2 separate regions of the Homo sapiens genome follow, and region 1 is linked to region 2. Evidence: chromatin loops called from intact Hi-C (ENCODE). Cell type or tissue: dorsolateral prefrontal cortex. All regions are shown on one strand. Each heading gives the region's core, and the rest is flanking DNA. Links, peaks and the distances in the headings are about the cores only. Region 1 overlaps KIF6 (kinesin family member 6). Region 2 overlaps KIF6 (kinesin family member 6).

The links. Hi-C counts contacts between places; a loop is a spot of excess contacts. Peaks named below come from ENCODE experiments on the same cell type or tissue, not always from the same donor. Only the 100,000 strongest peaks of a DNase experiment are listed, where the experiment ranks them.
Region 1: it touches region 2 in a loop (5-fold over the local background); 3 of 110 quality-filtered maps call a loop at or near these places.

What each region holds. Positions count from the first base shown.
Region 1 is chr6:39,371,574-39,386,959 of GRCh38, forward strand. It overlaps KIF6 (kinesin family member 6), which reads right to left. Exons shown (of 23, transcript NM_145027.6): 16 at 14,049-14,099. All of the region lies in intron 3 of LOC107986594 (a long non-coding RNA gene), which reads left to right. Among named protein-coding and RNA genes, the nearest start is that of KCNK16, 57 kb to the left of the region's middle. In dorsolateral prefrontal cortex, for the core only: CTCF peaks have their summits at 6,059 (motif pointing right) and 6,259; a DNase peak (open chromatin) is centred at 6,088; H3K27ac peaks cover 1,756 bases.
Region 2 is chr6:39,665,338-39,680,723 of GRCh38, forward strand. The region is part of intron 3 of KIF6 (kinesin family member 6); the gene reads right to left. Among named protein-coding and RNA genes, the nearest start is that of KIF6, 52 kb to the right of the region's middle. In dorsolateral prefrontal cortex, for the core only: no CTCF peak of the experiment used is centred there; no DNase peak of the experiment used is centred there.

The sequences.
Region 1 (15,386 bases), core at 4,704-7,203, 300 kb before region 2:
CCTGTCTTGTCCAGGCCTAGGGACAGCAATGCTTCCTGCCTTGCTGCAGTGACTATCTCTGGGGTGCTCTCCCTTGCAGTTTCCCTACACTCTGCTTATGCCTCTGTAGATAGGTCTTTATCCAATTCTCTTCACAACGTCTCATCTGAGTGCTGACATCTGCTTCTTGTTAGGACCCTGACCCATATAGATTCAAATTGGGTAAGGAACCGCCCAATAAGGCACATTCCCTCAAGTTAAGGGACCTGCTGGTGAGGGATCTCCAGAGACCCATGAAACCACCCCAAATTAGGAAGAGTCTGCTTTGAATATCTACCAGGCCCAGAGAGTCCAAGGCCACATTACAGCAGAACCATTCAAGTGAGATTTTACCAATGGCCCTTCCTCCCTTCCTTCTTTCCTCTAATCCCTTCTTGAGGAAATCGAGCCTTAGCAGGCTAAGGAAGGGAGGGAGTTAGAAAGAGAGATGACTATTTCCCTCTCCTCCTCACAGTTGGCCTGAGTTGGGGTAAGGGAGAGAAGTCTTATCTCTTGATGAAATTGGAATTATTAAGATTGCAATTACTATATAAAATGACCACTCTTTTTGGTTTGTAATTAACAATGAATGACCAATTCAGTTATGGGGTTGATCAATTTCCATCCAGGGGCAGAGGAAGAACTTTCCCTCCTATGAAGATGGGAAGAGACGGTGGGAGAACAACAAAAAAGTAACCTTCAGGGCACTTCCCTGTATCACTCATGTCAGGCACACCACCAACAGCTATTAAGTCCCTACCAAAAATTACAATGCGCCTGGAGAAGAAAATAAGTGGTAAATTTTCTGTTTTCACCTTTAAGTAAAATGATCCTGACATAAATGGTAGTAAGGAGAATTAAGATTAATCAGAATTGAATTGGGATTCACTTTTTACTACCACTTCTATCACAATGATTCCACTAAAACAGTAATTTTTATTTGATCTATGAAGCCTTGGAATCTAATCCTTCATAGAGTTCTGGGAATTATTATAAACCATTGCAAACACAAAAAGTTCAGAGAATGAGATAAATAACACCCATGTACTGACTATATTTTGAAATATCTAAATAGTTTGCTGCAGTTTCATTTTTTAATTTTAAATAGAATATTACGGAATTGGTAGAAGCATCCTTCACAATTCACTCTACCCTTTCTCCTGGGCAGGCTCCTGGCTCTTTACAACAGCTCCCTAATTATTTCTCAAATAGATATCAGGATTTTCAAAATACCACTTAAAGCTTTCTGTTGGTTATTTGCACCCATCATTTGTATTTCAGCACAGCCAACCTTGGTTTCCTGTTGGTTGTTCTTTCCCAAACTAATCATCACCTTCTCTGGGGAGATGGGAAAGTCTTACCCAACTCCATTACACATGCAACAGAACTGTTCCTAGGAAACACCGAGGCCTTTCTTGGTCCGAGATTTGCCGAGCACAGATGGCGATTTTCATCATGTGTAAAGGAAAAAGAGGACAGATAGAGGGGCCAGCCATAATACATTCTAGTCTAGCAGATGAGATGCAGAGGCTAGAATTTTGTCTTCTATATGTTTGGTCAAATGCCTAATTTGCTCAAAGCAGCAGCCATGATTTCTGCACAGTTGCATGATGAAAAAAATGGCTCTGGCAACTGGTAACAAGATCATCTGGGTTCAGCGCTTAAAGGAATAGACAGCCCCTTCTTGGATGTGATTGCGTTTTTTTGCAAGAAAGAGTAATCAATGGTGTCTGTGAGTAAATATGGCTAGAGCAGTGTAGTGACTGTGTCTTGTGGAGGCCTTCAATGCTGCTGGTGGCCCAGAGCCATGGTCAGCTCTGTGGCAAGGAGTCTGAAATTGTCTCTGTTTGCTGATGACTTGAGTTTATATATAGAAAACCCTAAAGACTCAACCAAAAAACTTTTGGTTGATAAGTGAGTTCAGTAAAGTTACAGGATACCAAATCAGCATATAAAAGCCAGTAGCATTTCTATATACTAACAACAAACTATCCGAAAGAGAAATTAAAAAAAAATTCCATTAATGATAGTAACAACAACAAAAAACCCAAAGAACAAACAAACAAAAATTGGGTGTAAATTTAACTAAGGAGGTATAATTGAAAACTATAAAACACTGATGAAAGAAATGGAAAAAAACCACAGATAAATGGAAAGATATATTGTATTCATGGATTTGAAGAATTAATATTGTTAAAATATTCATACTACCCAAAGCAATATATAGATTCAATGCAATCCTTATGAAAACTCCAATGTTATTTTTTTACAGAAATAGAAAAAAAATCCTAACGTTCATCTGGAACCACAAAAGACCTTCAATAGTCAAAGTAATCTTGAGCAAAAGGAACAGAGCTGGAGGCATTACACTCTCTGTTTTTAAAATTTACTACAAAGCTATAGTAATCAAAACAGCAGGGCACTGTGATAAACAGACACATTGACCAATGCAACAGGAGAGAAAGCCCAGAAATAAACCTACATATTTATGGCCAGTTGATTTTTGACCAAGGTGCCAAGATCATACATGGGGAAACAACAGTTTCTTCAATAAAAGGTGTTGGGAAAACTGGATATCCACATGCTCAAGAATAAAATTGGATCCCTATCTCAAACCATAAAGAAAAATTACCTCAAAATAGATGAAAGACTTAAATATAAGATCTGAAACTGTAAAACTACCAGAAAAAAACATAAGGGGAATAGTTCAACAACATTAATCTAGGCAATGATTTTCTGGCTGTGACCCTGAAAGCACAGACAACAAAACAAACTTGCACAAATTGGATTATATCAGACTAAAACGCTTTTGCACAGCAAAGGAAACAATCAACAGACTAAAGAGATAACCCAGAGTGGAAAAAAATATTGGCAAACCATACATCTGATAAAGGGTTTATATTCAAAATATATAATGGACTCAAGCAACTCAACAGCAAGAAAACACATAACCCTATTAAAAAAATGGGCAAAGGACCTGAACGGAGATTTCTCTAATGAAGACAAACAAATGGCCAACAGGTTCATAAGAAAATGCTCAACATCCCTAATCATTAGGGAAATGCAAATTAAAATCACAATAAGATAGCACCTCACACCTGTTAAAATGGCTATAAGAAAGATGAAAGATAAGTGTTGGTGAGGATGTGGAGAAAAGAGAACCCTTGTACACTGTTGGTGGAAATGTAAATTGGTACAGTTGTCATAGAAAGCAGTATGGAGGTTGTTCAAAATACTAAAATAGAACCACCATGTGATCCAGCAACCTTGCTTCTGGGTATACATCTGAAGGAACTGAAATCAGTATGTTGAAGAGATATCTGCATTTCCATGTTCATTGTAGCATTGTTCACAATAGCCACGACATTGAATCAACCCATCAACAGATGAATGGATAAATAAAATGTGGTATATATACACAATGGAATACTATTAACCCTTAAACGAGAAGGAAATTCTGTCATTTCCAATAACATGAATGAAACTGGAGGACATTATGCTAAGTTAAATAAGCCAGGCACAGAAAGACAAATAGTGCATGATCTCACTTATGTGAGAATCTGAAATAGTTGAACTCATAGAAATAGAGGCTAGAATGGTGGTTACCAGGGGTGGGAGGTCAGGAGAGGGAGATGTTGGTCAAAGGGTACAAAGTTTCAATTAGATAGGAGGAATGTTTTTGAGATCTATTGCACAGCAGTGTGAACACAAGGAGTAATAATGGACATTTCAAAATTGCTGGGAGTAAATTTCAAATGTCTCACCACAAAAAAAATCATGGGTGAGGCAATGAATATGTTAATTAGCTTGATTTAAACATTCTACATTGTATACACATATCACAACATCACAATGTACCCCCAAAATATATACAATTATGGCTTTTCAATTAGAAATAATATTAAGAGAAGCAAACAAAAATACCAAAAATGGTTGAGTAATGAATGGCAAATTTCCTCTCTCTGCTTGAGCTGGGACATCGATCTCCTGCCCTTGGACGTTGGCACTCTGGCACTCAGGCCTTTGGACTCAGACTGGGACTTACTTTTTTGGCTGCCCTGGTTCCCAGGCCTGCAGGATTGGACTAGAACTACAGCTAGACTTTCCTGGGCCCGCAGCTTGCAGATGGCAGATCATAGGATTTCTCAGCCTCCACACTGAGTGAGCCAATTCCTTCCAAAAAATCTCTCTCCATATATCAATATATTTCCTATTGGTTCTGCTTATCTGGACAACCCTGACCAATACACAGGGTGAATGCTCTTTTTGCTAAACCACAGTTGCTATTGCAGGCTGGCACCAGGGCTGACATAGAGTCTTCCTCTGCCCTCCAGAATGGTTGGTGCAGGAGCCTTAAACCACTCAATGGGTCTGAACCCTTGGCAGTTGGGAACTGGCAGGGAAATGGTGTGCAGGCTCCTCCTCACTCCCAGCCTCTCCCTTGAGCATGGAAATTCGGCTAAGGACCTCATGTCACTGAGGATGGCCCTATATTCACAAGCAACTGTGGATTAGAATTAAGTGGTGAGACACACTGTTGATGGTTTTACAGAGTTACCTGAATTCTTTTGGAACCAACTGAGATGTTATCTCAGCCTTAGAGGGCAGCTGCATCCTTTATATCCTGCCTTATTTCAAGGAGTCAACAATTTTATTTCTGAGAGGGTGAAAACATCTGTAATCCATCCAAGCTCTCCCATGTCTCCGCACCAAGGTTGCGAGTGTTTTCTGCATGTCTGAAGGAAGCCTGCCTTCACAGAGGTAATACTGTGACACTTGAGGGCTGTGGAGTGCTAGAGATTCATCTGTTCATTCAACAAGCAGTCAGTGAAGGCCAGCTAAGCCTCAGGAACTGTGCCCGGCACTGGGCTATCATCTGGTCCAACCACGTCATTTTACAGATGTAGAAACCTGAGCGCAGAGCCCCTCAGCTGCTGGCACATCTTTAAGGCAAAAATGTGATGCCTAAGTTTCACTCATTCATTCAATAAACACTTATGGAGGACCTACTGCGTGACAGTCACTGTGCTTGGTGTTGGGGAAAGAAAGACAATCTGTCCAGTGTGGGAGACACAGACTAATCATCACTGTCTAGTGTGACTAGCTGCATCACAGAGGGATATGCAGAGTTCTGTGTGAGCCCAGAGGGAGCTGAGATAGCTCTGGGGAGGGGAAGTTTGGACTATCTGACTTTGGAAATGTTTTAAACAGAGCCATGATATTGGAAGAAAGAAGATATATTAAAAGCTGCAGAACTCTTTCTTCAAATACAAGCTTAATGGAAAGAAAAAAAAAGATCTGAAGTTGTTTTGGTTGAATTTGAGTGGGCGAGAATCCCAAAGCTGCGCTGTTTGCACAGTGGCTGTCCTCACCCTTGCCTCGTGGTCCTGAAGGGGCTGTGGAGACCATCTAGGCTGCACAGAGCACATTTTGCAGACCACTGGGCTAGAGGATGCTGGAAGATCCCCTTCCGTTGTTTTCTCTTTTTCTTTTTTATTTTTTTAAATTTGCTGTCTCCCAGGCTGTAGTGCAGTGGCTCACAGCAGTCTTGACTTCAAGGAATCTTCCCGCCTTAGCCTCCCAAGTAGCTAGGACTACAGGTATGTGCTGCTGTACCTGGCTAATTTTTTAATCTTTTCTAGAAATGAGGTCTCGCTATGCTGCCCAGGCTGGTCTCCAACTGCTGGCCTCAAGCGATTCTCCTACCTTGGCCTCCCAAAGTGCTGAGATTACAGGTATGAGCCACTGTGCCTGCCCTGCCGTCCCCCATCCCCCCCCAACCCCGGTTTCAGTTCAGTCTCAATCAGTGGCTCCTCTCCATATCCTTGGATTCCCAGTTTCACACACTGGATCATGCTAGGTGCTCAGTGAAATCTGGGGAATAAATGGTTGACAGTCTGGCCTTTTGCTTTCTCTTAAATTTGTTGTCCCTAGGTGCAGAACTGCAAAAAGCATTTCAAAACTCAGTCTTTACCAATTTTACATCAAATGGGAGAAAGTGGCATCAACAGCCGAGGCCTGTCTTTGAAGAACAACAGGGATGCCACAAGAGGTCACTGCAGGAATGCTGGTTGGGGGAAAAGAGCCCTCTCAGAGGACTAAACTAGAACAACGCAGTGAAACAGGGAGCCAGCAGCTTCAGAGCCTCTCTCCAACCCGTAAGGCCCTTGCAGGGGACTCAGAGCTGCCTCTGCCTGATTTCCCGGGTCAGGTAGTGAAACACCAGCCAGTGGCAATCCCAGGGCTCCACGTGGCATCACAGTCGAATGGCTTGTTCTTGGGGGCTGCTTTTGTTCAAGGAGATCTTTGTTCCTGGGGCAGTGAGAAGAGGGAGGAGGGAGGTGGAAAGAGGGGTAGTGCCCAAGAGGTAGTATTCGTGGGGGAATCTCAGCCATCCTTTGGAACTTGTTGATCTTAAGTTTAAGATATTTTCTTTTTTTAATTAATACTATCAGTATAACTATCTTCTATAACAGTATATGAAACATGCTCGCTGTCGAGGAAATGGGATGTTCCAGTAAGCTCTGTTTTCACAGAAGTTGGGTCAAGGGGTAAACGCAGAGAAGCGTAAATGCAGAGAAACCCCCATCCCGCACACAAACACACAAACCACACACACATATAACATGTACAACATATCCATACCACCAACACACCACACACACACACAAACCCACAAACCACACACACATACACACCACACACACAAGCACAAAACACACATACAACACATACAACATATCCAACATACCACATACACACATACCACGTGCCACATATACATACAATACATACAACATACCCACACTGCACACATACCACATATACACATGCATACAACATATATCCATACCACATACACACACACCACATGCCGCATATACACAGCACACACGTACATACACAACAGACACACGCATACACACACCCCAACTAACCCAAACTATTTCCCACTCTTCTCTGTGGTTCAGAATCCTGCCCATTCCTCAAGACTCAGCCCAGGCCTGTGGTCTTGGTGACAACCCCCCAGGGCCACTCCTTCTGGTAAGAACGGGAAGTTCTCATGGCCTGTCCCTCTCACCTGACACATTTCACATGCTGCTTGGTAGTGTGATGTATCTTTTAAATTTTAACCACAGGCACCTGTTAAGGGTTTTGATTGTGAACTGAACAAGATCCAGCCCTGATCAAATATTGCTTAGAAGAGATATTTGAGAGAGAGGCCACAGCCCACGTTCCTGGGGCTGGATTCTTCCAGTTTTAGTCCTGCTCTGTGTGGCCATCAGAAAGCTGAGTACCCGGATCCTATTATCTTGGCCGCTCACATAAACGCTTTCAGTGAGCTATGCTTTAATGTCAGGCCTCTAGCTTTTATAGAGGGTCGATACAAGAATCATCTGGTTGAATAACATTTCGGTATCTTTTGTAAAACTGCAGTTGAAGACATCGTTCACTGTGTCACTCAGTGTCCTTTATACAAGGATCCGCACGATAAATTCTGGCTTGTATTTAGTTCCAGGAAGAAATTCTATTTTCTGCAGATAAATTAGTTAGTATGCTTCCTGCTGTCAGAAAATGAAAACTATGTAACTCTGGGTGCCTCTTTTTTGCTTAGCAGCTAGACAAGAGAGAGCCAAATTTATTGCCTGTGTGTTGTAATTTGCTCAGCTGTGGAGTCCAAAAGCACTTATGCCTTCTACTTCTTTTAAATGGGCTTATTTTATTTTATGCTCAAATGTCTCATTGTGCTTTTGCAAAATGTGTGAGTCTGGAAGTCACCTGGGGAAGCATTCATCTGGCCATTGACTTGGCCTATTTATTGCTTGTGCTGGCTGCTAGGGATTCGAAGATGAATTTGACTGCACCCACCTTTCCTGGAGCTTACATTTTAGCATGGAGAATATATATGGAAATAAATAATTACAAAATAGGGTTGGTGCTTTAACAGAGACCCATGAGGCGGAGGCAAAAGCAGATTTTGGGAGAAGGGGTCAGGGAAGGCTTCACAGAGGAGGTCAATGTTGAATTGGTTTTGTGGCTACAGTGGGAAGAGGACAGTGAATGGAAGAATGTAGGTAGCTGAATCTGATACTTAAAAAAAGGAGTTGTCTTTTTATGCACATGTCAACTCATCCTGGTTAGATTGGAAACTCTTTGAGGGCAGGCACTGGATACAGCCCTCTGTGGATTCCATGATGCCTGGCAAAGTGCTAAGGGCAGTGCAGCGTGATGGCTGGAACACTGCTGTGGACCCAGGCTACTGGCCTTGCATCCACAGCGGAGCAAAGTTAGGCAGGTTTCCTTAACCCCTTTGGGCCTTAAATGTAAAGTGAGGATAATAGTAACATCTACGTCATTGGGTTGTGAGCATTAAAGAAAGAAACACATGTAGAGAACTTAGTAACATGCCTGGCACATGGTAAAGTACTCAAGAAACATTTGCTGATTAGTCTCATCTGCATTATCAACAATACTAAATCATTTGGGGTCGATAGTACAGTAAAGTGGTAAAAACACACACAACTGAATTCAGCAAAGCACTCTCAGCTCAGCTAGCTGAATCTAGTTAAGTTAGTATCATTTCCAACTGACGCCTAATTTAAAAATAACATTGTTCTATTGTTTCCTGAAATAGTGTGTGGGAGTCAGCCCTCCTATAAGCCCTGATGATGTTCTTAGAGATGGTTATTGATGTTTGTCTTAAAAGACACCCCCAGCTCTGACTGTCACATCTAGGGAGCTCACAAGGTACAATGCTTCTTCAGCCTCCTTTTTGTCTTCATTAGTTCTCCTGTCCACTAAGTTTTAAAAGGACCAGGGTTCGGTAGATGTTTATGTTTCCTGATGTATCTTGGGTGAGTTGTAAATGAAGAAAGAACCATAGTCTTGACTTTCAGCCAGGAAAGAGAGTAGGAATCCTTATAAAAGCACATGCACAGTCACGCGTGTGTGCACATGCACGCGCACACACACACACGCACACACCCGGCCATGAAAGGGCCATCCATATGCCATTGGTGTGGTGGCAAATGTTTAACAGCCACTCTTTGGAAAAAAAAAAAAGCCACATTTATAATACTTGCCAATTTCCTTGGTGTAAATATTTCCAGCATGGCTGATTTGAAGCCACCAGTATGATCTCGCTAAATGTGGATTTGGGAAGAGAGGCACCGCAGCACCTCGTCACACAGTGTTCCCACCACACAGATACAGTGGATACAGATCACTTCAAAAGCACAGATAATAACACAATGTAGTAAATTAACTAGGAAGTGGTGAATTTTGAGTATTTGTTACCTTTGTTTCTTAATATAACATTTAATTGTAAACTTATCTAATTTAATTTTAATAACATCTTTGTTTAAAAACGGCTCCCCACATTCCTGGAGTACTAACAGTTTATGCTTTTATGGACTGAGCCAGCTCAGCACACCACTGGGAATGGCTTATCATCATCCATGAATGATTTCTTCCAAATGGTGCCTCTCACATTACCACTAAATCTTTGTTCCTTTGGGATATGGGATTGCCTTTATAGAAATTTCCCTGGGCACACATCTACTTACACATCCAGAGACATATTCTTATGCAAAACATATAAGAAAAACTCTCCTGATCCAACTTGCTCATCACCCTTCCCCACGACAAACCCAAACCGATCACACCCACACTTTCATGAAACCATAGGAACATGTAGGCAAAAGAAAGAAACAATAACAGAGGAAATACTGAGAATGGAGAGTGAGAGAAAGTGAAAAGAAGCAGACAAAGGGAACAGAATGAAAAGGGTGATGGTAGTAGAAGATACACAAAAAAGACAGAAATGAAAGGGGGCGTACCACTGAGTCACTTCTTTACTCTTAGATCTGAAGCCTGAATTACAAAACATCAGGGAATCCAAATACACCGAGTAGGCTGCCTTTACTCTTACCGGAGCCCTCTGTCCTAGCCTTCAGCCCAACTGCTGGGCTGAAGGGCGAGAGTTAAGGTTCTATAAGCAATCTGTCTTGAGAGGTTTCTCTCAATGAGGAGAATTCCCATCTGAAATGCGGCCACCTGGGACACACAAGCTCTGGCAGTTCCAAATCTCCATCAGACAACCTCCTAAGGAGCTTGGACGGCAACATGGCATTTAATCTCAGAATGGCAGCTGGGAGATGTTGACACTTCTTCTCTAATTGGGATAGTATGCTTTTAAAATAAATAGGTATTTCAAATGCTCTTAATTAGACTTCCAGCCAAAGTGCTTTCTGTTTGAAGTTTGCTGATTACTTCAGGCAAAGCTAGGCGCTACTGAACCTAACACCTGCTGTAATTCAGAAGACTCCCAGAGAGATGAGCAGAGGAATTAAGGCACAAGCCTGTGATTGAAAACATACAGCAGTTTTCCAAAGGCCCAGGAAGTGTCTGCCCCAGCTGGAAGGACCATCCCTGGGAGGGGTGGGGACTGGGCAGCAGAGAGGATGGAAGATCTCTTGCCCACAAAGTCATGGAAATGGCTTCCCAGACCGAAGATGAAAATTGCCCCTAGAGTTGAGTGGTATTTTTCACATCATTGTTTGTTTATTTTTAAATTTCCATTTTTAAATTTTAGATTCAGAGGTACATGTGCAGGTTTATTACAAGGGTATATTGCATGATGCTGAGGTTTGGGCTTGTATTGATCTCGTCACGAAGGTAGTGAACCTAGTAACCAATAGGAAGTTTCTCAGCCCTTGCCCACTTCCCTTCCTACCTCCTTTTGGAGTCTCTGGTGTTTGTTGTTTCCATCTTTATGTCTGTGTGAACTCAAGATTTAGCTCCCACTTACAAGTGAGAACATGCGGTATATGGTTTTCTGTTCCTGCGTTAATTCATTTGGGATAATGGCCTGCAGCTGTATTCATGTTGCCGCAAAGGATGTGATTTTGTTTTTTTTTATGGCCGTGTAGTGTTCCATGATGTGTACCACATTTTCTTTATCCAATCTGCCATTGATGGGCACCTAGATTGATTCCATGTCTTTGCTATTGTGAATAGTGCTGCAATGAACATAAGTTTGAGTGCCTGTGTCTTTTGGTAGAATGATTTATTTTTCTTTTGGTATATAGCCAGTAATGGGATTGCTGGGTTGAATGGCAGTTCTATTTTTAGTTCTCTGAGAAATCTCCAAACTGCTTTCCAGAGGAGGTGAAATAATTTGCATTCCCACCAGCAGTGTATAAATATACCCTTTTCTGTGCAACCTTGCCAACATCCGTTATTTTTTGACTTTTTAGCAATAGCCATTCTGACTGGTGTGAGATGGTATCTCGTTGCGATTTTGATTTGCATCTTTCTGATTATTACTGATGTTGAACATTGTTTTGTATGTTTTTTGGCCACTTGTATGTCTTCTTTTGAGAAGTGTCTGTTCCTGTCTTTGCCCACTTTTTAATAGGGTTCTTTTTTTCTTATTGATTCATTTAAGTTCCTTATCGATTCTGGATATTAATCCTTCATTGGATGCATAGTTTGCAAATATTTTCTCCCATTCTGTAGGTTGTCTGTTTACTCTGTTGAGAGCTTCTTTTGCTGTGCAGAAGTTCTTTAGTTTAATTAAGTTCCATTTGTCTATGTTTGATTTTGCTGCATTTGCTTTTGGGGTCTTCATCATAGATTCATTGTCTAGACCAATGTCTAGAAAAGTATATCCTAGGTTTTCTTCTAGAATTTTAACAGATTGAAGTCTTACATTTAAGTCTTTAATTCATCTTGAGTTAATTTTTGTGTATGGTTAGAGGTAGGAATCTAGTTTCATTCTCTGCAAACGGTTAGTTTTCCCAGCACCATTTATTGAATAGGGTGTTCTTTCCCCATTGTTTATTTTTGTTGACTTTGTTGGAGATCAGTTGGTTGTAGGTGTGCAGCTTTATTTCAGGAGTCTTTGTCTTGTTCCATTGGTCTATATGTCTGGTTGTGTACTAATACCGTACTGTTTTGGTTACTGTAGCCTTGTAGTTTAGTTTGTAATGGGTAATGTGATATCTCCAGCTTTGTTCTATTTGCTTAGGATGGCCTTGGCTATTTAGGCTCTTTTATGGTTCCATATGAATTTTAGAATAGTTTTTTTTTCTAATTCTGTGAAAAATGACATTGGTAATTTGATAGAAATAGCATTGAAACTGTAGATTGTTTTGGACATTTAAACAATATTGATTCTTCCAATTCATGAGCATGGAATGCTTTTCCATTTGTTTGTGTTGTCTATGATTTCTTCCAGCAGTGTTTTACAGGTGTCCTCATAGAGATCTTTCACCTTCATCATTAGATGCATTCCTAGGTATTTTAATTTTTTTGTGGCTATTGTAAATGGGTTGCATTCTTGATTGTCAGCATGAAAGTTTTTGGTGTCTGGAAATGCTACTGATTTTGTACATTCATTTTGTATCCTGAGACTTTGCTGAAGCAGTTTATCAGGTCTTGGAGTCTTTTGGCAGAATCTTTAGGGTTTTCTAGGTATACGGTCATATCAGCAAAGAGAGATAACTTGACTTCTCTTCTGTTTGGATGCCTTTTATTTCTTTCTCTGGCCTAATTGCTCTGGCTAGGACTTCCTACGTTGCTATTCCTATTGAACCAGCAACATGAAGGCTGAAGAAGAGGGCAGATGTTTCAGGGCCAGGTGGCAGCCCTTGGGGACAACTCCATATCCAGGGACCTGCCAGGGTGAGCACGAAGCAGGATACAGAGGCCCATAAGGTCACCTTGGTACAGTTTTCCAGCAGAGGTCATTCTGCCTTCCCAAGCCTGGCCCAAGGAGTTAGGGCCCTGGGGCAGCCTGGCTCTTTGTTGAAGACACTTCGCAGAATCTCAATGCTAAGTGTGTGCCCAAGTCTCTGGCGCTGGGAGGGCAGTGTACCTGACCCCAGTCCCAGGGCCAACAGTGGGAAGCTCAGAGCTCCAGTTGCCGTGGCTTAGGTGCCCTTGTTCTATGTTCCTGATGTAATCAGCAGCTATTCTATATCATCATTATTACTACTGAAACGAAACAACCAACTTTCCTAATAATACAAATTACCAAAGTCAAATGAGCCATCGTCATGACTTTAGAGGCTCTCCTCTATTTCCCCACCATTGGCCCTGGGTGCTGGATTTCTCCGATTACAGGTAATTGAGGGCCCACACCATCTCAAGGGGAACTTTTTTTGTCTGGAATACATGAATTTCTTATTTAATCAAAGTTCTCCATAAATTGTTGGTCCCAGCTAGCTGGAGAGGAAATGAGGAGGTTCTACCCAGGATACCCACTCCACCAGTCCTCTGCAAGCTATACTCTTCTCCTAGGTGACTTCATTGGGTCACATATCAAAAAAGGGTGTTTTCTGCAGATGTCCACTGCTTAAAAGGTGCCAAGGGCCTCTTAGAATATGACTGTCCTTGTTTTGTATTTGCATTCTTCATGCGTTAAAGCGGGTTGATCATTGCAGTGGGCAGTAAATAGCATGAGGGCTAACAGCACCAAGCTTGGAACAGAACTGGGTTCAAATACTTGTTTCAACACTCACTGGCTACATGACCTTGGGAAGGCACTGCATCTCCCCCATCTGGTAAATGCACTTACCTCTTTGGACTGCTGTGGATGAAAGGAGACTGCATATGAGGCTGTGCAACAGACACGGGTCTGTAAACAAATGCTGTTTTCATCATTAACTATTTCTGTTAGGATTAGTTAGTAGTGGCTCTGAAAAGCTCAGATAGGACCTTGAGAATCTGGGACACAGTGGGTGAATTTAGGTGGGGATGTGGGGTGGGAAAGGAGGGGAGGATGAGGCAACAGCTGGAAGAGTAGGGTGCTGGGTGCTGATGGCCAGGCGCAAGAACACAGGCTGGGGAAACAGATCCTGTTAGAGGAGGGGCATCCAAGGAAAGCTGTGTGGATAGCAACCCTTGCCATCCTTAACCTCAGAGAGGGTTTTAAATGGGTTATCTTTTAGCTGGGTTTGGATTCCTAAAATCAGGTCAGTTTATATTACCTTCATCCTCTTCCTGCAGATTCTCTTTGTACCTACCTAGGGCTACTTGCTGTATATGCCGCTGGGTGATTTCTTCCTTCAGGTGACCTGCCAAAGACACAAAAGAAAACTACCAGTGGGTTTCCAATGGGCTGGAGGAAGACTGCCTCAGAAGCATGTGGCAAGCTACAGAAAAAAAAAAAAAAAGGTAGAGTAAGGGAAACAAAAGCAGGCATAGCTTCCAAGAAATGACCTTCCATGATTCCTAGATCGTGTTGGAAGAAGAGGTTGCAAAGGCCTAGGTGCTGGCACATCAGTGCAAACACACATTTCACCCTTGAGTTCAATCATCTTAGGATTCAAGTATCTTAGCCTGTCACCCATAACTTTCACTGAGGCCCCTATTCTCTTAAATGGTTCTTTCTATTATTAATAAAGGGAAAAGCAGAATTTGGTCTTTTAATAATATTTAGGCCTACTTTAAAATCCACATCTTTATTTAAGCTACATGAAACTGTGTCAAATAAAAAAAGATGGTGGTTTTAACTGACAATAACCCTAATAGTTGGTCATTTGGTGTGAAACTCATATAATTCTAGTTTACATTAATAAAGGTATGATGCACAGAGAACAGTGATAGTTCCCTTCAGGGAGGTGATAGTTCCACTCTGCTCTACAAGTGAGGAGACATCAGCTGGTATTTGTTCTGGGAGTTACTCTTCATAAGGAACATTTGCAAAATAGAAAATATTCAGAAGATGGTGACTGGAATGGTGAGGGGTCTGAAACCATGCCATCTGAGAAATATTTAAGGTGACATGAGACATTTAGATGTGAAGACAAGACTTGGAGAGGAGGAATGGAGATAATGGCTGTCTTTGAATATCTGAACATTGTCATATGAATTAGAAACAGCTTTATTTTTATCTTGCTCCTGAGGGCAGAAATCAAGTCTAATGAAAGCAGACTTGGGGCTTAATACAAGGAAGAAACAACTCACAATGAGGACTGTCTCAAAATGGATTAAATCTTCTGGCAAAGCAGTGAGCCCCTTCCTGAAAGGGTTCAAGCAGAAGCTGGGTGACCATCTGTTGGGTTGTTAGAGTGAGAATTCCTGCCCTGGGTAGGATCTGGGAGGCAATGACCTCCAGGCTTCCTCCGTCTCTAAAATTCCATGATTTCGTGCATGAAGGAGGGGTGAAACAGCAGCCCGGAGTTTGTTTATGTCCAAGGGCTCAGCACACTTGTTAAAATGTCAGTGCTGTCTGTATGGCATGTCCCATTTGGGGGATGTGATCAGGCCACTGGGGGATTCCAAGAAAGCCTGGAAAATTCATTGCTTCCTTGTTTAAGATATTTCTTTCCTCACATAAGTACATTCTATACCTCCAAGGC
Region 2 (15,386 bases), core at 5,989-8,488:
AAAGTCAATATGCACAATGCTTACACACAAAGTCAATGTGGTGACAATGCACTTTTGTGAAGTCAAATTTGCAAAAACTGCATACAACAAATGAGAATTCTCTAAAAGTCTCAACACAATTTATAACTCTAGTATTGGAAATGATGTGAAGATGAAATACATAGCATAATTAATTGGAAAAAAATAATGCCGACAATTTTAAATAGTTAAAAAAACTATAAAAAGTAAATAAAACCCAAATCCAAAAAGAAAATTCAACATGAAAAAGTGTATTACAGGAATAGACTATAAGCAACTGCACAGATCTGTCCAGAAGAGCTGGCCAACTTTCACGATCATTAATTATATTTTGAAGTCTTACATCGCAGTGAAGAGCTGTTTTTTTTTTCTTTTAGGACATAACTCTCCTTGCAGAATATGTTCACATTAATTTTCTATGTGACGCTGATCTTCCTGAAATCCTTCTATTATTTGGCATGCACAAACATGAAGAGTGTCTATTAAATTTTCCCATTTTCTGTGCTGTGCTTCTTTGTTGTTTTGGGTACATGGAAATCCATTCTGCATACACTCATATACAGACCACAAATTTGACAGAAACAATACTGGTGATCAAACAGCAACACCATGTCTTCTTATCCTACCATGAACATAATTATTTTCAAATCAGTTACTTCACTGGCTTCTTCAGGCAAATGTGGTTTTAATTCATTAAAATCTGGAATGTCATCAGCTGGAAGGAATGTCATACAGGCAAATCATGCATTTTTAAATTCAAGTATTCGTGGCCAATCCACTCATCTGAATTTTTCACCAAATGCACTGGGCAAAAACAAACTTTGTTGGTAACACCTTAAAAATCATTTTTAGAAGCCTTGATCACACCTAATTCCAAATCTGTCATTATGGTTTGGCAATTCAGTTGAAATCTATTTTCTTCTGCAAAGTCCACCACATCTTTGAATAAGCATTTATAAAGTACTTTGTTTTTTCCAGTCATTAGTACATAAACAAGCATATCAGTTCTAGAATTTTATGATCTAACAGGAGCTATGAATTGTATATATGAATATACAACTATGAATTGTATACAGTTGATTTAAAAAATAGTGGGGACAGCTTTGAAAGTGCCAACCATTAGCCAAAGTGAAAAAAGTGCTAGTTTTTATGTTAGATTTTGTGGTAAATATATACGTAAGAACTCTATCTTCTTCTACAGTCAAATCTCTAGTCAAGGATAATTCACCACCTAGTGTGTTCTGTAACACTGGAGAAAGCTCAATATTAGCAAGTGTCTTTGGTCCAGAAAGTTGCTGAGCTTCTCGAATTCTTTTTACTCTCTGACAAAGGATGTTTTTTGAAGGCAAGCATGGTGTTATGTGTGAAGGGGCAGAAGTCGTACATGATTGAACAATTTGGCAGGGGAGATTTCTTGCATTTTTCGCCTGTGTTTTCACTTTTTCTATGATCTTTGAAACACTTGCAGCACTCGTATTTGAAGGGGGATTGTGGCCTACAAATTTTGTAAATATATTCTGTCTATCTGAGAGTCTAATTGTGTGGCCATTGCAATTAAGCAATTTTCTGCTTTTGCAGCACCAATAATAATTAGCTTTTAAACTTTTATCTTTCATTTCATTAAGTTCCTCATACACTTAATTTATCACAGCCTTTTTGCACGGGAACAGTTTCACAGATCTCTTTCACTGTGTTGTAAGAAATAGAGTAAAAAGGAATGATACTCAGCTTCCCGATACCAAATCTCTATTAGTCAGGGTTTCTCCAGAGAGAACCAATAGGATATTTACATAGACAAATGAGAGAGGATTTATTAGGGGAAAGGCTCACACAATTATGGTGACTGAGAAGTCCCACAACAGGCCATCTGAAAGCCAGCGACCCTGGGATGCCCATAGCTGGCTCAGGCTAAAAGCCTCAGGATGGGGTGGGAGGGGTGGGGATGAAGTCAGTCCTGGAATCCAAGGGCCAATGAGCCTGGAGTTCTGACGTTTAAGGCAACAGAAGAAAAGTCTGTCCTAGCTCTCAGAGACCAGTTTGCCTTCTGTATTTGTTTTCTCTGGCCAGCACCAATAGGATGGCACCCGCTAACACTGTGGGCAAATCACACCCACCTAATCCACTCGGACTCATACACTAATCTCCCTTGGAAACACCCTCACAGACACACCCAAAAGAATGCTTTACCAGCTTTCTAGATATTCCTTAATCTAGTCAAACTGACACCTAAAATTAAGTCTTCAAGTCCACTCTATGTCAACTTGGCACCCATACATATCTCCTTAAAACATACTTAATTTCCAAATAAAGACAATAACAAGGTAATAGTACTGCTGAGCATGATGCAATTATCCTGTGAGTGTAATTACTGAGATTTTAGATGTTAGCGATTTTAGACTTTGGGAATTTTGATCTTTCAGGATTTCAACATTCAGGATAATGGTGTTCAGGATTGTGTCTGATATGGTTTGGATGTCTGTCCCCTCCAAATCTTACATTGAAATGTAATCCCCAGTAATGGAGATAGAGCCTGGTGGGAGGTGTTTGGATCATGGGGGTGATCCCTCATGAGTGGCTTAGTGCCATCCCCTTGATGATGAGTGAGTTCTCGCTTTGAGTTCATGAGAGATCTGGTTGTTTAAAAGTGGGTGGTACCTTGCCCCTCTTTCTCTTACTCCAGCTTTTTTCACAGAAGACACCAGCTCCCCCTTCACCTTCCGCCATGATTGTAAGCTTCCTGAGGCTCTCACCAAAAGCAGATGCCGTCACCATACTCCCTGTACAGCCTGCAGAACTGTGAGCCAAATTGATCTTGTCTTTATTAATTGCTTAGCCTCAGGCGTTCCTTTTTAGCAATGCAAGAACAGACTAACACATGTCTTTCAGAATTATGATCTAAATAAACCTATTTATTTTAGGTTCTGAAGTTTTAAAAGGTTAAGTGTTCAACTGTACCTTAAATAATTAAGAGTGATTCCTTCCGGCTTTCTTTTTAGGAGAAAAAAATAATCATATGATAAGTTCAAACACTGACTCAATTCAACAAAAAGTACACAATTAGGACAAACTAAACTATTTAGAACTTTTGTCCTAGAATCCAAAGAGCCCTTAGAAGTGTCTCCCTACTGAACATCTCCTCACAGAATAAAGAAACCCACTGCACCTCAGAATCTCCAGTATAAAGTCATTCAGGCTTTGCTTGAATACTTCGTGTGATGAGAAGCTCATTACTTCACAAAACAGCCATTTCACTTTTGATCGAGTTTAATTGCTACACATGCCTTCTGTATCCAGAACCCCAGGCCATCTCATGAAAACTTTTCCTGATTGCTTCTGTTCTGCCTCGCCAGATCCTCCAATGTAAATTAATTATTAATTATCCCCCAAATAAGAAACGCAAATACAATTCAGACCCTCCTCCATTATAATTTTAAGTAATATTTTATATTACTTTCAAAGTAGTAATGCAATTATGTGAATACATATTTAGGCCCATTTTCAGTAATGAAAAATGAAATCTAAAAATGAAATTTATGTGGAAAAAAATTTTAAATTATAATAATAGAAACATTTATTCGGATGACTAGATATTGAGCAACTTTGACTAGTCCATAAAATCCTTATTTTAGCTAGTGGTGAGAAAGTAACTTGAATAAATTTATTTTTCAAAATAATTTTTTATTACTTAATACCTGTACAGCCATTTGATTCATGAAACAAAGGATAAAATATGTTATCCTAAAGTGTTCGCTTAGATATCTTGCAGAGTTGCAAAAACAGACTCCACAGAAAAATAAATACATAGGAAAATCTAACAAAACAAACCAAGTTAAATATTTCAAAGGTCACTTTTTAATTACTTTACAAAGGGTCCATTATGTAAACAAAGCTCTACTCCACAAGTCATGCTACCTCCCCCAACACCACCACCACTCTGATTCTAAGAGGAAATGGCTAAAATCATTCAAAGAGTTCTTTACTCTCTGAATACTAATGTTAAATAATTTTCTGTGTTATGCAAAGCACACACATATGGATTTATCCAAGACATAGAGGCTCTCCACAGAAGTTAAAAGCTGACCTGCATAATTCATCTAAGTTTCACGTCTTTGAGGTGGTGAATCATTTCCTTTGCTTTAAAATATTTTCCACATCTCACATAGGTCCATTCTCAGTTTATTTTCTTTTGAAAATGTTACCATTCATTCATAGCCCGCTACTTTAAAAGCTTTAATTGTAATAATAAACTCTCAGGTTTTTTCTGTCGTCTGACTTCTGTCACAAAGGTACTTAGGCTTTGTACCTCAAACAAGATGTTAAGAAGTACTGTTCCCCGGAATAGAATAGACATATTTAGACCTTATGCGGGGCAGCACGAGGTGGGCGGCACCTTTGGTGATGCAGTGTGGAGTCTGCAGTAACTGGTGTAATTGAGGCAGGGCAGAGGTGGCCAGGTGCTGGCTGAGCTGGCTCCTGAATATCTGGGCTTGGACTCCAGCATACGCAGACTTAAGGAAACATTGCCAGTGATGGCAAACCACATGTTGCTTGCTTCTCTTTCTTTAAAATTGCTTTTCTGAGAAGCCCAGACAAGACTGAGTGTAAAGCAGATGGCCTGCTCTCCTCAAAGTCACTGGGAAAGGGTCTTTTAATGGAAAAAGCTACCAGGCATCAATTCAGATAAGTGAGAAGGTCCTTACACCCGTGACAACGCCCTGAGCAGTCCATGAAGCTCTGCCTCACTCTTTCCATGACAGCATGTGGCTACTCTGGGCGCGGGAGAAGGAACAGAAACCCCAGCCTCAAAGAGCGTTTGGGGAACATCCAAGGAGAGTAACTAGATCTCTATAGTAACAATTTGTTAATATGATGACACTTCATCATAATGCTGTTTTAGACTACAGATATTAAGGCAAGGTGTTTTCACAAAGTTCAGTTAATCCTTGAATGATGCAGTCAAAGATCTGCATATAACTTTTGACTCTACAGAAACTTAATTAGTAATAGCCTACTGTTGACTAGAAGCCTTACCAATAACATAAATGGCCAATTTCCACAAATTTTGTACCATATTCTTACAATAAAGCTACAGAAAATATTATTAAGAAAATTATAAGGAAGAAAAGATATTTATTATTTATTAAGTGGAAGTGGGTCATCATACATAAAGGTCTTCATCCTCATCTTCACATTGAGTAGGGTGAGGAGAAAGAGGAGGTAGAAGAGGTGGCATTGGTTTTGCAGACTCGGGGTGGGTGACAGAGGTGGGAGAAAATGGAAGTAAATAGGATCCTCCGCACAGTTCAAATTCATGTTGTTCAAGGGTCAACTGTACTTTGGTTTATTGACTTTAGGGTCTGGCTCACTCAAAAAGTGCTCTAGGTGTTGCCTTTAGTGAGTCCTCCTCCCTTAGAAATAGTATATCAATATGCAAATCTGTATTACCTTCTGCCTCTGGCTGTTTGAATAAGGGTAGGCTTTGAGCACCCTCCCCAAACCAACCATATGAGGGCATTGTAGATGTCACCTATAATTCACACCTGTAGTTCATTAGTAGTTAACACTTAGTTAAACAGCTTTAGGAAATAAACTGCATTATGTCACCACTTATCTAAAAAATCACTAATTTGGTTTTTAATTCCATATGTATTTTGCACCTGTCACATACAAAGCACTTTGATAATTACTGTGGGAATATATCAATGGATCAGACAGGATTCCTGACTTCAAGAAGCTTATAGTTCAGTTGGCGAAATGATGCACAATACACAAGACAAACTACTAAAGACACAGACCAAATGCTGAGAAAGCCAAAAAGGAAGAGTGATTTACTTCCGTTGGGGTGACTGGAAGTTTCACTAAGGAAATGTGCTTTAAGCAGGATGTGAAAGGATTTGTAGTATTTGTAGACTCAATATTTGCAATGAATGTCCCATTTTTAGCTGCCTCAACCCTCCCTGGAGGCAGACATTGGATTTTGCTGTTTTCATCAAAGGACTGCAATGCCTGGAGAGATCTCTAGACTTCTCTAGACTCTAGTGATAATAATATCCAACAGCAGCTTCCTAGTTATCTCCGTGAGGGTATTGGTGTGAGGGTCTAGCCCGCTTCTATCCTAGGCATTGGTGCCTGAAGCTGAGGCTGGCAGGGGAAAGGAGCCCTGCCCTATGTTCCTGATGGCCAGCTGAGGCCTACATTCCTATGTCATTCCTGTTCAGCTCATTCTCCAGGCACTCCCCACTATTGTGCTTCTCACGCCATCCCAGACATCTCAAGCTGACTTCCCTCAATGACAAAACTCTGTATCTGATGTCCCCACATCTTTGTTTTGTTTTTCTAAAGCTCTACCTTGCTTTGTCCCTAATAACAATATAGCAGGGCTTTTCAAATTATGTCATTTCATTCAACATTGTTTTGTTATAATATTGATAAGAAAAAAGACTGATTCCTGGCCAGGGCCACTGTCTGTGTGGAGCTTGCACGTTCTCCCCATGTCTTTGTGGGTTGTCTTCGGGTACTCTGGTTTCCTCCCATACTTCAAAGATGTGCATGTTAGATTCACTGGTGTGTTTAAATGGTCACAGTCTCAGTGAGTGTCAGTGTGTGAATGCACCCTGTGATGGAATGGTGCCTTATCCAGGGTTGGTTCCCACCTGGTACCCTAAGCTGTTGCCAACCCTGAACTGGAAATAAGCAGGAAAATAATTACCTTACATGTTTAATATTAAAAGTGTTTTGATCTTTATTTAGATGTTTGGTGATAGTTCTGTGACCAGAAATACGGTGTAGGAAGTTGACTTTTTTATTTTAGAGAGAGGGTCTCACTATGTTGCCTGGGCTGGTCTCAAATTCCTGTGCTCAAGTGATCCTTCTGTCTCAGCCTTCCAAAGTGCTGGGATTACAGGCATGAGCCACCACGCCCAGCTAGAAACTTAACTCTTGTTTATATCAATTAGCTTATGGTAACATTGGTTTTGTTATACGTTTTGCTTAAAGCCATAGTTTCCAAGAACATATCAATGACTTTGAGGACTTAATGAATACTACTACTAATAATATAACAATTATTTGTTGAAAATTTACCATGTGACAGATAATATACATAATCTCAGTTAATATTTACAACAACCCTATGAACTTTTCAGAATTCTTTTCAGAACCAACTCTACTTGATTTAAGCAGTATATTAGTCAGCTTGGGTTGCCATAACAAAATACCAAAGACTGGGTTGCTTAAATAACAGAAATTTATTTTTCACATTCTGAAGGCTGGAAAGTCCACAATCAAGGCTTGACAGGGTTTGGTTTCTGGTGAGGTCCCTGGCTTGCAGACAGCTGCCTTCTTGCTGCATCCTCACATGAAAGAGAGAGGTTTCTCTTTCTCTCTTCCTCTTCCTATAAAGTCTTGGTCTTATCTGATTAGGGTCCCACTCTTATGACCTCATTTAACCTTAATTACTTCCAAAGATCCTACCTCCAGATATAGTCACACTGGGGGTTAGGACTTCAACATATGAATGGAGGAGTAGAGAGATGACAAAATTCAGTCCATAGCAAGTAGAAAAGAAATTGGTTGAAAGAAACTAGAGTAGCTCATAAAATCTCCAGGAAGTTTAAAGTGCCAGCTCAGAAAATAGGCAGGAGCAAAAGGAAGTGAGGTAGCCAGAATCATAGCCAAACCATGACCAGAACCATTCTGATGAGGACCCTGTTGCTATCACTGGCTGTCAGCCGCTGCTGCCTCAAAAGCCAAATGCTGGTGTCCGCCACCACCAGCAGCCTTGGTATTCATTTTCCCTGCTTCTGTAAGTGCCAGTTCAACAAACCAGGCATCTGATTAAGCAAGCTTAGGTTACAGGTAAGCAACCTAGCTGCAAGGGATGCTGGGAAAGACAAGACCTGGGCTATTTTTTAGCTTCTATAATGGAAGCAGGCCCTACATCCTACCAAGTCTCATATAATACAGAATATTCTAATCATGGGGAAAGGTTCAGATGCTAGATAGATGCCCCTCCAAAGGACAACCAACACAATTATAATCTCCCATTACAAGTGGTAAGTTAACACTTAGCATACATATGTAAATAATTAAAACAATTTCATGAAATCTCTTATTATGTGCCATGTACTCCAATATTGTGTATATGTTCTATTTTACATCACTAAAAAGTTATGATCATGAACAAGTAAATTGAGTTTATAACCTACAGGAACATGAATCATAATTTGAAAAACAAAAGACTAAGATTAATGTCAGAAGAAATGGGAAATATTTAGGAGGTTATCCCATTATCAGCTGAGAAAAGATAAGGGCATGGACTGTGACACTAAATATGGGAATAAAGCTTTGGAAACAGATGTAAAATGCTTCAAAGAGGAAATATTGACAGATTTTCCTGATGAATGAATGTTGTTTGGGGTTATAGTGAGAAAAGAGTAAAGGTAAGATCCAAAATTTCTAGCCCAGATAAAAACTTAGTGCTTAACTAAATTAAGCTCTTTCACTGAAAACTGTTTGTCTAACAAATCTTGAAAGGCCAATAATAAAAAATGAGATGAAGTCTTAGAACAAGTAGAAAGACTTGGACAGGAAAGTCAATATAAGGAACCAGGCCAAAAAAGATCAAATTGATATGAGACTATCTGGTACTATTCTTTTGGGGAAATATAAGGTTTAGAAAAGAAAGGGAGAATTTTGAGAAAAATAAAATTAACCAAGGGGGAAAATAGAATAGGAATAAAAAGAGAAGAAAAGAAAATCTGAAAGTAATATTTGTTTAACATTTTAGCACCCTTTACTGACATATATTTTAGGATTTTAAAATACTTAAATGAATTTATTAACAATAAATTATACAGAGAAGATATATGGAAAAATCAGCCTTGTGAAACTTTCCCCACAGATGAATTGTATAAATTCAACTGGTATGTCTATGACTTAGCAAGAAAGGAAAGAGGACAGGGGCCATAAGCTATAGATCAGTCGTGTAGAAGTTGATCCTGAGCAAAATGCAGAAAGAGATGATCATATGACTGGCTTTTTTGCTTACCTGAATTCTTCCTCTACCAGACTATGAGCATCACGAAGGAAGGAGCTGTGGCTTTTTCTTCTTTATATCTCAGATGCATACCGTATACACAAAGGCCCAGAGTGCGCACTTAAGAAATATGGGCTGAACCAAATTGAACTGAGCTGAGCAAGTTGACTAAGAACAAGCCTTGTGGGTAAAATGTGGAAATGTGAACTGAAATATACAAACAGAGTTGGAGACATCTGCAACAGTTTCAAAGAGTTCTGATCAATACCCACTGACAGGAAAATCTTTAGTGGCCTATTCCTGGGCTATGTACATGAATGGCTCCTGTTTAATATTTTTACCAAACAATTATGGAATACCCAGATAATATGCACATCAAATTTACAAATGACTCAGGGCTGGGAGGTAAAACTAACATACTAGATAACTGAGTCAGGATTAAAGACAAAAAAGCTAGAATGAGAGAACCAAACCTAACAATAACAATTTTAAAAAGTAACAGGGATCAATAAAAAGTCTTGCAGCACAATAATAACAAACAAATTAATTGCATTAGTACAGGAGAGGGAAATGTAAAATGACTCAGACTTTCAATTCTCCCACTATAGCTGTCCAGAAAGCCTAAAATCTCTCCTTCTAAAATCTACTTAGAGATTCTGGATAAAATATAATACATACTCCTTTTAATGCATAAATTTGCAAAAATGTAAGGAAAATATCTAAGGACCCAAAACAAAGAAGTAAATGAAAATCGAAATAAAAGCTTATGAGCTAATCCTGGGGCACACATAGGAGTGTGGGATGGAGAAAGAAGGCTGACATCAGAAACCAGGGTCTTAGGCCAATAGGGAGTGGGTAATTTGAATTGAAGATGGCTTTATAAACCTGAAGCTATCACTAATAGGAATGTCAAAGAAACTTGCCTTTCTACCTGAACTATGGGTGGGAAAAGTCTTCCTTCAGTATTTGTAAACATTGACTCTATCCATGTACATAATTGAGGTGTAAATTTGTACTACCCAAATGTCATGCAAATCTCAATCACAGAAAGTAATATAAAAAGTGGTTTGAAGATGACTAGCCCTGAAGTAGCAGGCAGAAGCAAAAATAAATCTACTCTATAGTGATGTGCCCATAAACTAGCAGAACAGGACTCCAGTAGACAATGTCCCACCAAACATGAGCTCACAATCTAAAACAACAAAACCCACAAGAACACAATTCCACCATAAAAGAGTCAGCAGGTATAACAAAGAGTGAGTGTAGACATACAAGAGCTATCACATAAGACTATATAATAGACATGTTTAAAATTATTAAATACCCAAAATAAGTTATAAAAAATAATAACATAACAAGACACTATGAAACACAAAAACAGATAGGAAAAAAAAATGACCAAGTAGAACTTCTAAAAATGAAGATATCACCATTGAAACTTTAAAAACTCAATATAAGGGTTAAATGGAAGATTAGACATAGGTGAGAAAAGGCTTAATGAACTAGAAGAAATATTTGAAGAAACTACTCAAAATGCAAGAAAGAGCAATAAAAAGAAAGAAAATATATTTTTCAAAGTCTAAGGGATAACACTGAATGAAAAGAAAAATGTATGTTTAATATGAGTTACAGAAATAGGCACTACAGAGAATGGAGGAAAGGAAATATGGAAAAAAAAAAAAGACTAGCTGAGAATTTTCCAGAATTGGTGACAGACATGAATCCTCAGATTTAGGAAGCACAATTAGTTCCAACTGGGATAGATAAATAAAAATAAATCCACATTGAGATGCATCATTGAGAAACCATAAAACACCTGCACAAAGTAAAACTCTTTTAAAAAATGCAAGAAAAGACATTGCCTGAAAAAGACCAATTAGACTAAAGCAGACTTCTCAAAAGCAAAAGCTAAAGAGTGATGGAATCGTTATCTTCAACATACTGAGAGAACATGCTGTCAACCAAGAATTCCACACCCAGCTAATATGTAAATCAAATGAAATAAATAATGAAAGAGTTAATCATTAATAGACCCTCTCTGAATAAGCCATCAAAGGATGTACTTCAGGAAGAAGGAAACTGAAACCAGAAAGAAGTGAAAACAGGCAACACTTAGCAAAGAAACTAGGATAACACGGGGAATAAGCTAAACATGCACAGATTTTTTAAATAAAATAACAGTAATTACTAATGAGTCATATAAAAACAAGATAGAATTAAAACATTTAACAATAGAGAAAATGGGAGGTATGTGATTAAAGTGAATCATATATATCAGATAAGTAGCGACATTAATTTTAGACTTTATAAAGTCAAGTATGTTTAAAAATTTTTAACAATAGCCACTAAAAGAAAAGAAAGTACAAAATTTTCAAATAATTAGCAGAGAAAACAAATAAGGAAAAGTTTGTCAGCAAAACAGGCAGTAGGAAAGGTGGGAGAAAAAAGAAAAAGGCACAGAAAAAAAGGTTAAATTGAAAAGTAAATATGATAGAAATGATTGCAAATGTTGGCAAACCACTAAATCGACTAAAACTTGAATAAAAGTAAAAATCATCCATGTCATTTATAAAGAGACTCAACTAAAGCATAAGGATATAAGAAGCTTGAAAATAAAAACAAAAAATATATATTTTTATATATCCCACTTAGTGTAAAGATTCACACATTTTATTGTGATCATATCAATATGCTTGATTACTGAATGCTGGCCCAGATCCTTTGCTGGTGTTATATAATATTCTGTACTGTGGGCTTTAGAAAAGATATAGTAGACCTATAATTTTGTAAAATAGACTTTAAGATATAAAGAATTGTTAGAGATAAAATCAGTCATTACATAGGATAAAAGAGAGGATTTTCAGGAAGGTGAAACAATTCTAAACTCATAACACAACCTCCAAATATATAAGGCATAAATTGACAGAATTACAAGTAGAAATATATGCATCTGAAGGTTTTTAACACATCTCCCTTGGTTCTTGATAAATCAAACAGAAAAAAAATTCACATGGATATAGCAAACCTGGACCACAAAGTCAACAGGTTTGATCCAAATGGATAAACGTGGAATATTGCAGGAAGTTTTTTAGTTATTAAAAAGACTTCAGACAATTTTATTTATTTATTTATTTATTTATTTATTTATTTTTATTTTACTCTAAGTTTTAGGGTACATGTGCACATTGTGCAGGTTAGTTACATATGTATACATGTGCCATGCTGGTGCGCTGCACCCACTAATGTGTCATCTAGCATTAGGTATATCTCCCAATGCTATCCCTCCCCCCTCCCCCGACCCCACCACAGTCCCCAGAGTGTGATATTCCCCTTCCTGTGTCCATGTGATCTCATTGTTCAATTCCCACCTATGAGTGAGAATATGCGGTGTTTGGTTTTTTGTTCTTGCGATAGTTTACTGAGAATGATGGTTTCCAATTTCATCCATGTCCCTACAAAGGATATGAACTCATCATTTTTTATGGCTGCATAGTATTCCATGGTGTATATGTGCCACATTTTCTTAATCCAGTCTATCATTGTTGGACATTTGGGTTGGTTCCAAGTCTTTGCTATTGTGAATAGTGCCGCAATAAACATACGTGTGCATGTGTCTTTATAGCAGCATGATTTATGCAGCCAAAAAACACATGAAGAAATGCTCATCATCACTGGCCATCAGAGAAATGCAAATCAAAACCACTATGAGATATCATCTCACACCAGTTAGAATGGCAATCATTAAAAAGTCAGGAAACAACAGGTGCTGGAGAGGATGCGGAGAAATAGGAACACTTTTACACTGTTGGTGGGACTGTAAACTAGTTCAACCATTGTGGAAGTCAGTGTGGCGATTCCTCAGGGATCTAGAACTAGAAATACCATTTGACCCAGCCATCCCATTACTGGGTATATACCCAAATGAGTATAATTCAGACAATTTTAAATTGACTCTTGGAATCATGTGTCAGGTGGAGAGTTTGGTCAAATGACCTCTAAGATCTCAACTGACTCTGGGATTGTTTAGTCTAGTTTCAATAAATATTTCACTTACAGATTTAAAATACAGGCCAGGCTTTTCTTTCTTTCAAAACTGGGTAAAGCTCTAGGATGAGTTATAGCTTGAGGTATAAACCTCAACATTCCCACTGTGTTCCACTTTGAGTTTGGTGTGGGGTGGGGATCACCAATCTAAACCCAAAGAAAACTTCATGGGTGTAGCCCAAAGGGAACCAAATCAAACGAACCAACAATTTTGCACAAATTCCCATGAGCCAAAACCACTGAATTTCACTCAGCAACAAAGACCTATATTAGACCCCCTCATCAACTTGAGCCAAATTTTCCTAAACCTCAGACATATCAGGACACTGTTGAGTTTGAAAGATGAACAAAAGGCTTGATTTTAAAAGAATTAACTTGAAACTATTCAAGCTTCTATAACATTTTGGAGTCTTTACAATAGAACATTTTGGAGTCTTTACCATGGAATAAAATAACTGAAGAAATAAATCATAAAAGGCCCCAGTACCCTCTTCCAGAGAGCAGTATTTCCTCCTAGACATTCACCGCAGAGGAAAATAAAAAAATCACATACTGATGTTCAACAAACAAATGACAGCAGAATTTTAAAAGGAAGAATAAGTTACAAAGCACACGTTGAAATAATATGTTGGGCTAAATTTACAACTAACATCTTTGTAAAAACAGACTTGGCCCAAACATCAATTTGTATACACAATTAGAGTTCTGTTATTAAAAACAGATGAAGACAAAAGGAAGCCATCATTTAATTGGTACTAACTGTACCTACTTGTGTGGAAAACAGTGCTGTGTGTACTGATACATGAATTCACATGGCCAAATTTATGATATCTCAGTCTCTTTTTAAAGAGTCCAGTTAATCTGCTTACATCATATCATTTTTAAGGGATGCATTAGGGCGGTATTATCCTCACTGATGCTTACCTTACCACCAGGGGTGAGATACCTAGAAATGGAACGGTGGGGGACAGGGCAAGGAAGACGGAAGAAAAGTTAACAGAGGAGTCATCTGTCCAGTAGAATTTTAGATCCTTTGGCTTCTTCTGAAATTCCCTTTGGCTTTTGAACATGTCATTCTCTCTCCATGGAATGCTATCCAGAATGTCCATGTTTCTGAATTGGAGATCAGCCTTATAATCAATGCATAGATAATACATGGCAGGGTTTCTTTTCTTTTCTTTTTTTTTTTTTTTTTTTGAGGCGGAGTCTCACTCTGCTGCCCAGGCTGGAGTGCAGTGGTGCAATCTCGGCTCACTGTAACCTCCACCTCCTGGGTTCAAGCAATTCTCTTGCCTCAGCCTCCCGAGTAGCTGGGACTACAGGTGCATGCCACCATGCCCGGCTAATTTTTTGTATTTTTTTAGTAGAGAAGGGGTTTCACCGTGTTAGCCAGGATGGTCTCAATCTCCTGACCTCGTGATCCGCCCACCTCAGCCTCCCAAAGTGCTGGGATTACAGGCGTGAGCCACCATGCCTGGCTGGCAGGGTTTCTTTTCTTACATGGAAGCTGTTATAACCTAACAGTATATCTTAAAAGTTCTGGCATCTCAAATAAAACAAGTATAGTTAGTTTTTTTGTTTGTTTATTTTGAGGCAGGGTCTCATGCTGTTGCCCAGGCTGGAGTGCAGTGGCGTGATCTCAGCTCACTGCAACCTCCACTTCCCGGGTTGAGCAATTCTCATGCCTCAGCCTCCCAAGTAGCTGGGATTACAGCGGCACACCACCACACCTGGCTAATTTTTGTAATTTTAGTAGACACAAAGTTTCGCCATGTTGGCCAGGCTGGTTTTGAACTCCTGACCTCAAGTGACCCGCCCACCTCAGCCTCCCAAAGTGCTGGGACTACAGGCATGAGCCACCATGCCCGGGTGTATAATTAGTTTTTAATTCAGAAAACTATCAGCTTCTTAAGAGCAGACATGGCACTTTAATATTTGTCAGTAATTCCTGCTGTACCCATCATAGCTCTGGCTTTCAGTGACTATGCACTGACTGGTTTAGATAGGCCTTCAAACAACTTAGAGTTCAATACAGTAAACAGGAGAACACCAACAGAAAATTCACTAATGCATATATGAAACTGTAGAAGGGAAATGGGTCAGCTACCTTTCTCACAGATAGATAGTAGAGGGAGACATGATGGGCTTATCAATGAAGACCTTAATCTAAGAACTAAAAGAGAGAGAATGCAGTTTAACAGGCAGTGAAACAAATACCCCATGCTACTCTGACAACTTGACAAAGACTAGAAATAGGTGGTCATTAAGCCAGCAGCTTTGCTAAAAA